Regions from separate parts of the Homo sapiens genome. Here region 2 is linked to region 1. Evidence: chromatin loops called from intact Hi-C (ENCODE). Cell type or tissue: ascending aorta. All regions are shown on one strand.

What was found. Peaks named below come from ENCODE experiments on the same cell type or tissue, not always from the same donor. Only the 100,000 strongest peaks of a DNase experiment are listed, where the experiment ranks them.
Region 2: a loop joins it to region 1, with 2.7 times the contacts of the local background. A loop is called at or near these places in 1 of 110 quality-filtered maps.

What each region holds. Positions count from the first base shown.
Region 1 is chrX:8,911,040-8,919,039 of GRCh38, reverse strand. No RefSeq gene overlaps it. Among named protein-coding and RNA genes, the nearest start is that of LINC03114, 12 kb to the left of the region's middle. In ascending aorta, no CTCF peak of the experiment used is centred here; DNase peaks (open chromatin) are centred at 4,819 and 5,219; H3K4me3 peaks cover 830 bases; H3K27ac peaks cover 1,800 bases.
Region 2 is chrX:9,412,310-9,420,309 of GRCh38, reverse strand. It overlaps LOC107985634 (a long non-coding RNA gene), which reads left to right. Exons shown (of 4, transcript XR_001755795.1): 3 at 5,569-5,763; 4 at 5,852-8,000. It also overlaps the pseudogene LOC442443. Among named protein-coding and RNA genes, the nearest start is that of TBL1X, 49 kb to the left of the region's middle. RefSeq lists a silencer at 5,650-5,855. In ascending aorta, no CTCF peak of the experiment used is centred here; a DNase peak (open chromatin) is centred at 3,189; H3K4me3 peaks cover 639 bases; H3K27ac peaks cover 1,694 bases.

The DNA.
Region 1 (8,000 bases):
TGCTGCTAGGGGCTTTCTCCCTTGGGACTCAGCCTCTCGTCACAGGGAGCAGCTGAGGCTGCTAGCTCAGGGTTTCTCAGCCTCAGCAGTAGTGACATTTGGGGCCAGATAATTCTTTGGTGTGTGTGTGTGTGTGTGTGTGGTGGGGACTGTCCTTTGTGTCACTAGGTGTTGAGCAGCATCCTTGGCCTCCGCACACTAGATGCCAGTAGCATCTCCCTTCACCCAGTTGTGACAACCAAAAGTAACTCCAAGATTGCCAAATGTCCCCTGCAGGGAAGCATTACCCCCAGGTGAGAACCCTGTCCTTACATAGCATACACGCACTGACTAAAATAACTAGACACCCAAAACGCAGAAGCGCTAAGAAAGCAAACTGAAAAACATATACCCATAGAAGCATAATGACAGAAAGAGATGGCCCAAAAATGTAAACATAATGAATAAGCTCAATGAGTGTGGCAATATAAACACAAAATTGTAAGTCATGCAAATGAGCCAAGTAGAAATATGTAGTTATGAATTCATAATACTTCAAATAATGCACACAAGTGTTTGGCTGAGCTGCAGAATGAATCCTGCTGAAGAACGAATGGGTGGGCTGCGAGGTAGGTGCCAAAGTAGCTTGATCCTTACACTTCTCATTTCTTTTACTTTCTTTATAGTAAGGTATAGGACTTCTTGTACTACCTATAAAATGCCACGAAAAACTAAAAAGAAAAGAATTATAATAGAAATGTCAAGGATGTGGGGAATACAAATGTAACTAGCAACAAATAGAGGAGACCCAGAAAGTCTGAGAAAAATTGGAAGGGAGACATTGTTTGAAAAAAAATAATGAAGAAAAGTCTCCATTATTTTAAAAAAAGAAAGAAAAGAAAGGGATCTTAGGTCTTAGATGGAAATGATTCAGAGCTCCCAACATGATAAATAAATAAAAACTTCACACCTAGGCATATTATAGCTGTCTTAGTGCATTTTCTGTTGCTTATAACAGAATATCTGAAACTGGGTAATTTATAAAGAAAAGAGATTTCTCTCTTATAGTTATGGAGGCTGAGAAGTCCAAGGTCAAGAGGCCACATCTGGTGAGAGCCTTCTTCCTGGTGGGGACTCTCTGCAAAGTCCTGAGCTGGCACAGGGCATTGCATGGAGATGGGGCTGAGTATGTGCACTTGCTAGCTCAGGTCTCTCTTTCTATTCTTATGGAGCCACCAGTCCCCATGATAACCCATTAATCCATCAGCCTATTAATCTGATAATCCGTGAACGGATTAACGCATTCGTGAAGGCAGAGCCCTCATGACCCAATCATCTCCTAAACGCCCCACCTCTCAATACTGCCATATTGGGAATTAAGTTTCAACATGAGCTTTGAAGGGGACATTCAAACCATAGAAAGAGTGAAAATCAAAAATGCCAAAACAAAGGGAATTTCAGAAGGTCTAGGGAGAAAGCAGCAGACTTCCAAAAAACAAGAATCAAATGGGTAACATAATTCTCAACATGAATGCTAAGCCAGGGTAATATTTTAAAATCACTTTGAACCTAAAGACTGTGTATCCAGCCAAATCGTCACTTAAATGGGAGAGTGTAATAAAAATATTTTCAGGCTTGACAGTCTTCAAAAGGTTTTCCAGACAAAAATCCACTTTCAAAATAGGCTGGGAAGAAGAGCTCAACTTCAAGAGAAGGTTGTACCAAATATAGAAGAAAGGTAGTAATCTATGTTAGGTACATTAATTATTGTCTAACAAAAACCAGGGTAAGAAAAGAAAGAAACAGGCACAGTGTATCTCAACAAATCAGAACTCAAATTCTAGGCAATACCAAACAGTGGGCAACACAGTGGGGAGATCAAAAAGATATGATAACTTACTCAAATGTGTGTCTTGATAGAAGAAAGATCTAGATTCTAAATAATTTAAGAAATCAAAGTAAATATAGATCTTAATAAAGGATGGCCATGAACAGAAGAAAAATGTATTATATTTAAATCAGCAGGAGGAGGGAAAAACCCCTTCATCTGTCTAATAGAAAGCAGGAAAGAAAAATAAAAACAAACGTAAAGTATAGCAAATGGCAAACATGAAATAAGATGGAAGAAACAAATCAATATGAAAATTTAAATATGCTATAGTCATCAATTAAAAGATGGAGGTTAAGTGACTGAATCACAAAATAAGATTCAACAATGTTTGCTGTTCTGGTAAGAAGTATGTTTATCAAAAGATAGAGAAAGCATGAAAATAGGAGAGTGTCAATTATGAACCAATGAATGCAGGAGTCACAAAATTAAACTCTGACACAATAGAATTCAAGACATAAGTATTAAAAGGCACAAAAATATGATATTATAGAAGGGAAAATACTATAAGAAGACTCAATCATTGTGAGCATATATTCAAGGAGAAATAGATTTATGAACAATAGTTGTTTGAGAAGGTAACATTCCTCTAGGAAATGGTTATATCAAACTGATAAAAAAGCAACATTGTAAAAGTTCTGAATGATATAATGATTAAGCTTGAGACATTATAGTTAGATAGACCTCTATAACCAGCTAACAATATGCGTTGCAAACTCACAGCATATGCCAAAGTAGCTTGATCTTTACACTTCTGATTTCTTTTACTTTCTTTATAGTAAGGTATAGGACTTCTTGTACTACCTAATTTCAGATGAAACAATCTTTTACCCACAAAACCCAACTAAATCAATAGGCAAAATATTATAATGAGAAAGAGTTCAACAAGGTTACTGGAAGCAATGTATGCTTACAAAAAACAGAAACAATTCTGTACACCAGGAATTTGGCTATATAGCGAAACATGGTACCATTCACAGAAGCAACAAAATCTTTCAAGTATCTTTATGTATAATGTCTATGGAGAAACACATAAAGATCTTATTAAGGACATACAAGGTAGATATTTTTTTTTTTCCTGAGGTGGGGCAATTTTAATACAGAGATGTTAATTCTTCTAATCTGTAAATTCAGTATTTCAGTTGGATTTCTTTTAGAAACTTGATGGACCTAATCTAAAATTTGTATTTAAGAATAAATTTCTATGAAAATGACAAAAATATGATTGAAATAGCAAAAAAGAGAAGACTTGCGGCCGGGCGCGGTGGCTCATGCCTGTAATCCCAGCACTTTAGGAGGCCAAGGCGGGTGGATCACGAGGTCAGGAGATCGAGACCATCCTGACTAACACGGTGAAACTCCGTACAAAAACAAAATTCGCTGGGCGTGGTGGCGGGCGCCTGTAGTCCCAGCTGCTCAGGCGGCTGAGGCAGGAGAATGGCGTGAACCCAGGAGGCGGAGGTTGCAGTGAGCGGAGATCGCACCACTGCACTCCAGCCTGGGCCGCAGAGTGAGGCTCTGTCTCAAAAAAAAAAAAAAAAAAAAAAAAAGAGAGAAGACTTGCTCCAATAGATATTAAGACACACAGAAGCCATAGTAATCAAGACAACATAGTTTTGATATAAGCACAGATATCTATGTATTTGTATTTGCATGGGACACCACAGAAAGACCCATATGAGAGCAATGCAAAAATGCATAGTGTTCAATCCAATTAAGTATAAAAATAGCCAATGACCCAAATTTTTACTCTGGGCATATAACCAAATAAATTCTTACAACAGGTCCACTAGGAGACACACATACAAGAGGATTCACCGCGGTGGTGTGTGCTCTGGCTGGGAACTGGAGACATCATTGGGAGTGGGGATGTGCAGAATGCTTGGAAACATTATCCTGCAGTCAGAAGCCACTTGCTATGTGTGTGCACTGTGTGTGCATCATGGATAGATCCAGAAAGTGTAGGGTTGACTGAAAAAGGAGTGAGAAGCAGAATGTAATCTATTACACAGAACAACTTTACCCATTATACAAGAACACATACAACAAAAATATATTATGTAGACGTGCATCTAGAGCTGAAAACCATGATATACATTTTAAATGAACATGTTCAACAAGTATACGTTAGGATGTCTGCTTTAAAGGCTAACAGGAGGCAGAATGTAAACAAAAGAGAACACACATACATGCACGCTTGGAAGCAGTATCCTGCAGTCAGCAGCCACACACTATGTATGCATCATGGATAGATCCAGAAAGCACAGTGTTGAGTGGAAAAAGAGTAAGAAGCCCAACACACACAACTGTGAGTTGCCTTATGCTGATGAGTAATGATAACGTGCCAGTATCTGTGGATTCCAAAATGAAAGAAATTCCAAAAAAGGGATTATCTCAATTGTCCAACATTTAGTTCATTTAAAAAATCTTGTGACGATAAAAACTGGAAAAAAAACTCCAAGGTACCTATTTTGACAAAGCCAGAAAGCTACAGCAAAGGTAACATTCCACCAATGTTTCCCAGGGAAGTCCTTCCTGCAAGAGCATCCGTAGATTTATATAATACAAGAAGAATGACTGGGAAGAGATTTCTAATTTCCCAGAGGAGTTGCAATTTCAGAGGATTTGAAAAGATTGGCAATTTCATTTATTTTCACCGTCTATGCCCTTCCTGGGTGGACAGAACGACTTGCACAAATCTCTGGATCTGGTAAACGCATCCTACTTGTTGAAGAAGAGAGTAGTCTACCTTTCTGTCCTGGGAAATGAGTTTACAGCTTGGACAGCTGGCTCCACTGCGCAAGCCAAAGCACCTCCTAACTTATGCAGTGGACAGCTGCAACAGAGAACCACAGAAACCGACAGCTGGGCAGCAAAAGCAATTCTGTCTGTACTGTAGGAACAAAGATGGAGAGATTAAAAAAGGCCACAGTGTGAGGCAACAGGGAAGACTTGGAGAGAGTTCAAGCTCTCTCTGGCTTCCGAGAACTCCCTCACAATCCCAGGGAGAAACCCGTATATTAGTAACATAGGGGCTTGCCAATGTCCTAAGGTTAAGCTAAAATTTCCAGGGACAATAGTTATAGGGTCAAACACACGAGAATTTAACTTGGGCTTGAAAATTATTTTTCCCTTCCTAGTTTCATAGAAAGGCCAACTCTGGCCATAGAAATTCAAAGGCAGGGAAATGTAAGCACATTTTATGAAGAAAGTTTGGAATTGGCCCGAAGGGAGTACTCAACTGAGAGAATAAAGTCCAGCTCTCTTTGGAAATAGAATCATTTCCCAATATAGGCCTGAAATGAGTCAAAGTTGCAAATAAAGCCAAGGCTAGTATGCTTGCCTGCCAGACTCAGCCTCTGTTTTGTTGCCAAATATCTTAATCCCTTCTTGGAGTTTTTGACTGCCCAGAATCCTGGTCTGTGGTTTCTCAGCATGCCCTGGATGATCTCTGGAGCCCCATTCCCCAGTGTCCAACCAAAATCCTTTTCTCAAGGCTTCTGTGGGGTCCTCCAAGTCATACAACAGAGGGACTTTGGTTTTGAATTGAAATGAACATTGGGATTCTGGATACTATTTTACATGACAAAAATACTCTGCTGTTGAAACAGTCAAGAACATAGATTACCAGAATACTTTATCAGAATACAGAAAAATCTGGTGTGGTGAACTGAGTGTGATTGACTTAAAACACTTGACCTCCAGTTCCTAGAACTCTCAAGTAAGTCGTCTAGCTGCTGTGAGACTCAATGTCTTCACTTTAAAATGCCAGCAGTGATTCCCACCATGTGCAGTGATACCCATCATGTAGCAATGATGTGGCATGCCTGGGTGGGAGCTGCCGATGTGTAGGGCTGGGCGGTAGTGGGAGTGAGCCCCCAGGGCGCAGGCACTAAAGTAGTGCCCGTAGGAGGGAAGATCATAATCAGGCTGGAGCGCCATGAGAAGGAGCTCTGGAGAACTAAACACAATGACGAAACAGACTCAAAGTCCATCTTCTTTATATTATCATCATGCACTGGCAATTCTGTACAATGGCAGTGATATAATATTCCAACTCTCAAGAGTGGACAGCTTCCATGCTATTTCCCCAACCCTCCTCCTGGTCCCTTCGTGCACAGCTGAGAGCAGCCTACCTTTCTGTCCTGGAAAATGAGTTTACAGCTTAAACAGGTGGCTCCACTGTGCACCTCCTGGCTTATACAGCAGACAAGCAGAGGGACTTTGGTTTTATCTGAAATTAACACTGGGATTTGGAATACTCGTACTGCTAAAGTTCAATGCAAAAGAGGGTTCCCCATTATCAGGGACTTTTGAAGAAAGTGGTTAACCCAGTGGAGTGATGAATAGGAGACCTGGTGGGGAGTTTCTGAGATCTCCACATTCTATGTAAGGTCAGCTCACTCCAGTCCTCAAAAGTGATGGCCAAACAGCAGTCACCGGTTGCTCTTTAAAGTACTCCAATTCTTTGTCCACACGAAGTATTTCATCCTAAACAATATGGTATGGTTGCTTACATAGCCATTAACTTTATTAAAATCAAATCATTGCTTTGTAACATGGGTTTGCACATTGATTTTTCCTTGAAAAAACTAATTACTGATGTTTATATATTTTAGCTCTTGGCCATTTTTATTAGCATTGCATCCTTAGTGAGGAAATGAAATATTTTCAATTGAGGAATGGACAACAAAGTCCTAAAAATGCATATAATTTGAAATGTAGTATTTATCAATGTAGGGAAATGTTAACCAATGAAAGACATAGTTATACATTTAAAGGTGCATTTACTTGTAGCAGGAAACAGATTGCGGTCATATTATAGGCACATTGTTTTGGGTATATTCAAATACTTTCTTTGGATGAGAGGACTGAGGAGTTTTGGGTTATAAAAACCTTGTTTATTAAGCACTGATATCCACAACCAAAGATCTTTTTAGAGGTCAATTTTGCATGTGGACATCATTGCCTATGGTAGCCAATGTCGTTGTGTGTTTTCAAAAGCTATATTCTGGCCGGGTGTGGTGGCTCACATCTGTAATCCCAGCACTTTGGGAGGAAGAGGCAGGTGAATCACCTGAGGTCAGGAGTTCGAGACCAGCCTGGGCAGCATGGTGAAACCCCGTCTCTACTAAAAAATACAAAAATTAGCCGGGCATGGTGGTGTGCGCCTGTAATCCCAGCTACTCTACTCGGGATGCTGAGGCAGGAGAATGGCTTGAAACCGGGAGGCGGAGGTTGCAGTGAGCTGAGATCGTGCCACTGCACTCCAGCGTGGGTGACAGAATGAGACTCTGTCTCAAAAAAAAAAAAAAAAAAAAATATATATATATATATGTGTGTGTGTGTGTGTGTGTGTGTGTGTGTGTATTCTGTCTTAAATATATGTCAAAAGGATCCAAAATCATTGAGACTCTGGCTATGCAGATTCTACCGTGGGTTTTGTCTAAATGTGAGCAGAGTACAACACAGTGGAAAATCCTGACAGACTCCTCTTTCTGCTCCATTGCAATGAGAAGAATTATTCTGTAGACACACCACCATCACCGCTATGACACTGGCAGTTGCTCAGCTGGGAGAGCTCACCCTGCAAGGTCCAGTGGATTTTGATAACACGCGCTATCCCAAGTTTAGGAGGAGAACAGACATGGGTTACATAATGGAGAATAATTTGGTAGAGGAAAGATACACTAAGTGCTGTAGTTGCTTTCAGAGTGACTTGAAAGGAAAGATTAAGTAGTTAAGTGTCATTATCTTTAAGTCAAATGGTAGGAGATAGAATTCAAGGATCCTAAATTGCCCCAGTCACTCATGCTGAAGTCATTTAGAACCCAAGAGCAGTGGCCTGGATACCCCGCTATCCTGATGGATGCCATCCTTTCTCTCTTTCTCTTTCTTTCTTTCTTTCTTTCTTTCTTTCTTTCTTTCTTTCTTTCTTTCTTTCTTTTCTTTTCTCCTTCCTTCCTTCCCTCCTTCCTTCCTTCTTTTCTCTCTCTCTCCCTCTTTCTTTCTTTCTTTTTTTGTGGACATGGGGTCTTACTATGTTGCCCAGGCTGGCCTTGAACTCCTAGGCTCAAGCAATCCTCCTTCCTTGGCCCCCTAAAGTGCTGGAATTACAGGCATCAGCCACTGT
Region 2 (8,000 bases), 500 kb before region 1:
GAGAGAGAGAGAGAGTCCTTGATGTCTTCAGCGACATGGGAAAGAGACAAGGTGTGCCCTGTATTCCTCTCTCCTCACCCTCTGTCTCTCCAATCCCTCTCCCTGCCTGAGCCCAGTTCCCCACGCCTGAGGCCCACTGAGGCAAGGTCTCGTCTCTGCTGGCTGTAAGCCAGTCTTCTTCTTATTTATTTATTTTTGTAGAGACAGGGTCTCACTATATTGCCCACGCTGGTCTCATACTCTAAGCGCTCAAGCAGTCCTCCCGCCTCGGCCTCCCAAAGTGCTGGGATTACAGGCATGTGCCACTGCACCTGGCCCACCAGTTTTCTTTTTGCACGTTGCTCAATAAAGGCTGAAGCGTCGCCCCTTCCAGGAATTGTTGGTTCTTTAGCAGGAAATGTTGAAACCCTAAGAAATCCTGCAGGATTCCAAGAATCTCAGGCCATGCCCTGGGGACCTGAGAAATCCTCGGCAGTGACATGACCTGGTGTGACCGACACCTGCTGGGAAGGTTGGCGGGCTGCAGTCCTTAAGTCCCTCTTCTGCACTCGAGCACTTGAGCACCAGGACTCTTGTGGCTTTAGGTGTGACAAGGTGTGTGGGAACCCCAAATGCCCATGGCGTTCAGAAGCCGTGGCCTCACCAGGAGGACCTCTGGTCCCAGAGGGGGACTTTAGCAATGACGGCATAGGAGGCATGATTCTGGAAAGATTCTGGAGGGACACAGCACAAGCACAAGCACAGAGATTAAATGCCAATGAGGACCACTGTGGGCACCCCAGAGCACCAGGGATGGACAGAAGGCTGTAGAACTACACAGTCATGTAGCGGCTGTCGGCTCCAGTGGCTGTGGAGCTCTGAGCACATGACAGGTCCACACTGAGACGTGCTGAGAGTGTGAAATACACTCATGATAACAAAGGCACAGTAAAATGTCTCACCGAAAATTTTCATATTGATTGCAGCTTGAAATGATAGCATTTTTAAATATACTGGATTAAATAAAATACATTATTAAAACGAATTCCACTTCTTTCTTTTTACCATTTAAATTATGTCTATTAGAAAATTGAGGATGGGGCCGGGCGCGGTGACTCACGCCTGTAATCCCAGCACTTTGGGAGGCCGAGGCGGGCAGATCACAAGGTCAGGAGATCGAGACCATCCTGGCTAACATGGTGAAACCCCGTCTCTACTAAAAAATACAAAAAATTAGCCGGGCGTGGTGGCAGGCGCCTGTAGTCCCAGCTACTCAGGAGGCTGAGGCAGGAGAATGGCGTGAACCCGGGAGGCAGAGCTTTCAGTGAGCCTAGATCGTGCCACTGCACTCCAGCCTGGGCGACAAAGCGAGACTCAGTCTCCAAAAAAAAAAAAAAAAAAGAAAGAAAGAAAGAAAAATTGAGGACAGGTGCGGTGGCTCACGTCTGTAATCCCAGCACTTTGGGAGGCTGATCGGAAAGTATCACTTAAGCCCAGGAATTTCAGACCAGCCTGGGCAACAAAAAAAAAATTGTTTTTTAATTAGCTAGATGTGGCGGCATGCACCTGCAGTCCCCACTACCCAGGAGACTGAGGTGGGAGGATCACTTGAACCCAGGATGTGGAGGCTGCAGTGAGCCGTGATCGCATCACTGCACTCCAGCCTGGATGACAGAGTGAGATCCTGCTTCACACACACACCCAAAGAAAAAATAAGTTGGGGAAACGTGGAAATGAAAGAAAAATTTTAAGTTAAAAAAAAAAAGAAAGAAAATTGCGATTGACTTTGGTCAGCACTAGGCTAAAAGTTTCTACAGAGGCAAACAGGCCACACCTGACAGTTCAAAGGCGGCAGGTTCCTTAGGGCTAATACTGCGGGGGAAGTGGAGCAATGGTAAATTTCTGAGGAGGGTGCAGTGCAGAGAGCACTCACTCGGGCAGAGTGATGAGGGCAAAGTTAACAGGTTGTTAAATGTGCAAGGATGAAAAATATATCTCTCCTGTACACGTCTCTGTAGGAGCTACTAGGGAATGTATTTCAGCAACACAAAATAGTAAACCAGGAAGGGAGGAAGACAAGGAAACCAGGAGACAAGGTCCCATGCTGGAAAGAGGTTGGGGTATTTTAGGACACTAGCCGTGTGCTGGGTTTAAAGCTAAACTGGTATATTGCAGAGCAGGAGGACACATGGCTCTCAGTGGCAGTGTTTGGGTGGAGACATGGGCGAGTTAGGTTATTTAATGTGTGTGAGCATTTGGGGAAAGCATTTGGAAAAAAATCAGAGAACATCTCTAGAAAACTAAGCAATTACATGAGACAGTTATTAATCCCAGAAAATACTCAGAGTTGTACAAGAAAGGAAATGCAGTCATAGTTTGCCACGTGGATCAACAGAGAGCATATTAAGCTATAATAACAGAAAGACTGTATTAGGGGCCAGGTGTGGTGGGTCATGCCTGTAATCCTAGTGCTTTGGGAGGCCTAGGTGGGAGGATTGCTTGAGGCCAGGAGTTCAAGACCAGATTGGGCAACAAAGTGAGACCCCTTCTCTATAAAGTTTTAAAAATTAGCTGAGTTTGGTGGAGTGTGTCTTTAGTCCTAGCTACTTGGGAGGCTGAGGTGGGAGGATCACTTGGGCCCAGGAGGTTGAAGCTGCAGCGAGCCGTGATTGTGCCACTGTACTTCAGCCTGGGCAGTGAAGTGAGACCCTGTCTTTAAAAAAAAAAAAAAAGACGATTAATTTTTTTTTTAACTCATAGTATCCAAATTGAGGGGATGGGTCAAGGCAAACTGGGGTAGTTAGGCCAGAAAAACCCTCCAGTATCATAACAGAAGTTGATAAAAATGACTAAAATTAATAAATTGAGAAATAACAGTATATGAAAATTATTTAGAAATATAGAGGAAAATTCTAGAAGGAACAGAATGGAGTGGAAAGTTGTTGCTCCTGGGGTGGAGGATGGGGGTGAAGAAAGATGGAACAAGGATTGCTAGTACCTCAGATTCAATTATGTACATGCTTTAGTTGGATTTAATAATAATTATTTTTTAAAGCACATGGCAATTTCTCACCCCATGAGCTTCTTTGGTGACATTTCAATTCAATTCTGGTGACATTTCAATGGGGTAATGCATTTTCTGTGAGTCACTTGCTACACCCAGTCCTGCCCTCTCTGCTGAGGGGCTGATGCCAAGTACCCACCCCTTACCACGGAGCCAGCAAGCTGTGCCTTGCCCTCAGGGCCCCCATGCACGTCGCCTTGCAATCTTTCTCCTGTCATTCTACAGCTATTCAGGCCACTGTAGATTATTTTAGAGACAGTGGATAAGACGCTAATGAATACTTGGAGTAGCATTTGTTGAAAATGAAATGCTGGCATGCATATTTTAACAGTAATCAGTTTGGATCAGCAAATAAACACAGAGATGGGGAAGACATGCAAGGGGACCTCTTCTCTCCTCTAGTGTTTCATCAACTCAAGGAAACTTGTTTTTCAAGGCAGCTATTTCTCCACCTAACTGCATCATTTTTCCCCGGCTACGTTTTCAGAGAAAGAGTTCCCCATCTTGTATTTCACAACTGACAGTATTTGCCAAGAATTCACTAGGAAAAACACAAAACATGTCTTTTCTGTATGGATGTGAGCACATGTAAAAAGCTGAGTTCTGACTGTGTGGTGGATTTTTAGAACCACCATTTTTAATGGCTAGAGTTGAGGTCTCCCATTTGTACTTTCTCTCTCTCCCCCTCTTGTCCCCTCCTTCCCTCCTCCACCTTTTCCTTTTTTTTTTTTTCTCTCTCTCTCTCTGTCTCCTTCATTTGCAAGCTCACATAACCTTGTACAATTGAATCCTTACCCTGGAGATTGTCATAGCAGAACCAATTGTGCCCTAGGGAATAAAAAGATACGAGAATTGAAACACAGTGTCAACATATGGTAGAAAAATTGTCAATAATGTTTTGAAAAAGTGGGGAGATTGGAGGCTATTACCCTGGGAGGAGGAAGCAATTGTTTAATAAATGTAAAAGTCACAGAAATGCAACAACGTCTTGTCTGGCAAATATTTCATTTGTGGGAACCACTGACTGAAGTCATTTGAAAATGTAGCAGAAGCATCCCAAACAAATTAGAGGATCAGAACTGGCCATGTCATTGCATCAAGGTAGCCAACTTCTACTGCAGAAGCATCTTTCTGAAAGAGGGACTTTTTGTCATGCCCATTGTGGAATGCTTTTTTGTGTGTGCGTGTGTAAGAAATATTAGTTTTATTTAACCAGTTTTCACAGGTGAATATTTATTATATAAAAACTTTACAGATCGTACAGTTTATGTATAGTTCAAACTAATGAACGAAAAGGTAGGTCCCACAGATGCAAAAACACTGCATGAATCAAGGTAAAGGCGGCTTTACACACGATACAGCTCTCCATGGGGCCAGGGAGGTGGTCAGTTCTAAGTATATATTTCAAAAATGTACAAAAATAAGGTTTTGATTTTATTTTGCTCATCATACATTCAATATGATTGCAAGCTCAGAAGCCTAACTAGAAATAGGGATCTGGAGTCTGGAGTCAGTACCCACTCCTGGAAGGAAGGCACGTGTCTATCAACGCAGGGCACACTTGGACACCATACTGAATTCACCATATTATATAAACATAAAAGCACAGACCAAGAACATTCAATGACGAATATAAGGTAGTTCTTTTTTGTTTGGAAAGGAGATTTTGCATTTAATAGTGTACCGAAATAATTTTAATTTATTAAATAAAATGTATTCTAAGTGAACCTAAAAATTACACTATGTAAACATAAAAATACTTTATTGTGGTGTAATACATCAATCATATCTGCAAAACGAAAACCAAAACTGTATATAAAGTAGCATTTCTCACCCAGCAACAAGAAGCACTCATATAGTTATATTTCAAAAGGGTCAAAAAACTATTTAAAACCCGCCAAAGACTAACTTGTAACCTAGATATTCAAACTTAAGCTATTCAGTGCTTCACTAATACTGCAAAGAAAGCTTTCTTCTAGAGACATTGCTTTGCTTATAGTAACTGGGTAAGAACTGGATGTATTTTAAAAGGAAGGGGAAACCAACTGATATCTCAGCATGAATCTTAAACATATGTCTGGTTTAGGAGTATGCTCCTCAGTGAATGTTTCATCAGAAGTATTTGTTGTAGAAGCTAAGTCTTATTTTTGATTTGGAATTTCCCGAATCTGAGGTATCGGTACCTACTTGGAGAAAAAGCCAATGCCTCAGATGACTCTGTGTCTCTATGTAGGACAGGGGAGGTGAGGCGGGCTAATACCCCTTTAGATTCTCTGTTCTAGAAGGAAAACATGACCAAAACAAACATTATTTCAGATTTTTCTGTCACCAAAATCAATAAAACACACTTCTGGTTTTATACAGTACTAGCCAAAGACAAGAGAAATTAGAGCTTCTAAGAGCAATCCTGTGATCACCATTAAACTGTTATAGTTGTGTGTATATGACTATAAAATACTGATGCTTAGACAGAAAAGCATTGTAGTATTTCATTTTATTTTAAGTGATTTTATTTTATTTTAAAGCTACAGTACTTTCAAACTACTCGATAATACATAGCGTGGATTTTCCGAGTCCTGCTTCCACACGTGAGCTACCAGCGAGCATGACTCAGGCTGTGACAATGGATAAGGACAGCTGGAAGCAATGGTGTTCTTCTCAGCCGGAACCCGGTGCGGTCAGTGTGCAGCCTGACACTCGAAACTCATTCATCTTCCTGTGTAAGTACTTTCACATGGAGTCCAACCCTTGAGCAGAGCCCCAGATTTTCTGCAGTACTTCACATGTTCTCTCGTTGGCCTGTTCCAGATCCCTCTTCATGTTGCAGCACACCAAGGCTTTGGATTCCTTCAGCACTATTCGATTACATGAGACAAGCTTCTTGATCTGAGCCACCAATTTCCTGAGTGAAGGTCCAGGACTCAAACAGCTGGGAGAGAAGGCCGTTGCCAAATGCCTCCTGAGTGATCAGTTTCAACCCACTGAGCATCGTCTCGCTTGCAGCTGGTCGTCCCATGATTTCGGAAACGTAATGGTAGATCAGCTATCTGGGATCTGCTCAGAGGTAGAAGAGGGTGTTGGAAACCAAGTCTTTTCATTAGCCTAAACCATATCACAAAGAGGCAATACGGATGCTCCTAGTCGAATGGCTGGGCAGCTGACTGGTTTAGTAATAGACAGCTTAAGTTAAATGATAGCATTCACAAAGTTCCTTCCATTCAACTATGAAACAGGCCCCTACCTGGGCCCAATCTCCTCTACTCTGTACTTCAGAGGCCAGACGAGATTGGGAGCGTTCACGGTGGTATGGCTGTAGATTGTTCACGATGTTTCTGGTAGCTTTTGCCCTTTTAATGCTTGCTCTCTTTCTGTCCTCTGTCAAACGTTGTAAAACATAAATAAGGTCAAGTGCGCCACAGAAGACCCTACCTAAGGCCCTGAGCAGTACAAGGTTGTTGTACTTTCTGGAGTTCAATGATCGCATTCACGAAGTTCCTTCCATCCAATACCCTCTTCTACCTCCAGGAACATTCCAGATACCTGACCTAGCATTACATTTCCGAAATAATGGGACGATTTATCCAGAGTACTCCCGAATAAATAGCGTGAATGTTCTCGGTCCTGCTTGCAAGCATAAGCTACCAGTGAGCTTGTTTCAGGCTGTGAGAATGGATAAGGACAGCCGGAAGCAATGGTGTTCTTCTCAGCTGGAACCCGATGTGGTCAGTGTGCAGCCTGACACTCGAAACTCATTCATCTTCCTTTCTAAGTCCTTTCACATGGAGTCCAACCCTTGGGCAGAACCCCAGATTTTCTTCAGTACTTCACATGTTCTCTCGTTGGCCTGTTCCAGATCCCTCTTCATGTTGCAGCACACCAAGGCTTTGGATTCCTCCAGCACTATTCGATTACATGAGACAAGCTTCTTGATCTGAGCCACCAATTTCCTGATTGAAGGTCCAGGATCCAAACAGCTGGGAGAGAAGGCCGTTGCCAAATGCCTCCTGTGTGATCAGTTTCAACCCACTGAGCATCGTCTCGCTTGCAGCTGGTCGTCCCATGATTTCGGAAACGTAATGGTAGATCAGCTATCTGGAATCTGCCCAGAGGTAGAAGAGGGTGTTGGAAACCAAGTCTTTTCATTAGCCAAAACCATATCACAAAGAGGCAATATGGGTGCTCCTAGTCGAACGGCTGGGCTGTTGACTGCTTTAGTAATAGACAGCTTAAGTTAAATGATAGCATTCACAAAGTTCCTTCCATCCAACTATGAAACAGGCCCCTACCTGGGCCCAATCTCCTCTACTCTGTACATCAGAGGCCAGACGAGATTGGGAGCGTTCACAGTGGTATGGGTGTAGGTTGTTCACGATGTTTCTGGTAGCTTTTGCCCTTTTAATGCTTGTTCTCTTTCTGTCCTCTGACAAACGTTGTAAAACATAAATAAGGTCAAGTGCACCACAGAAGACCCTACCTAAGGCCCTGAGCAGTACAAGGTTGGTGTACTTTCTGGAGTTCAATGATCGCATTCATGAAGTTCCTTCCATCCAATACCCTCTTCTACCTCCAGGAAGATTCCAGATACCTGACCTAGCATTACATTTCCGAAATAATGGGACGATTTATCCAGAGTACTCCCGAATAAATAGCGTGAATGTTCCTAGTCCTGCTTGGAAGCATAAGCTACCAGTGAGCTTGTCTCAGGCTGTGAGAATGGATAAGGACAGGTGGAAGCAATGGTGTTCTTCTCAGCCGGAACCCCGTGTGGTCAGTGTGCAGCCTGACACTCGAAACTCGTTCATCTTCCTTTCTAAGTCCTTTCACATGGAGTCCAACCCTCGGGCAGAACCCCAGATTTTCTTCAGTACTTCACATGTTCTCTCGTTGGCCTGTTCCAGATCCCTCTTCATGTTGCAGCACACCAAGGCTTTGGATTCCTCCAGCAATATTCGATTAC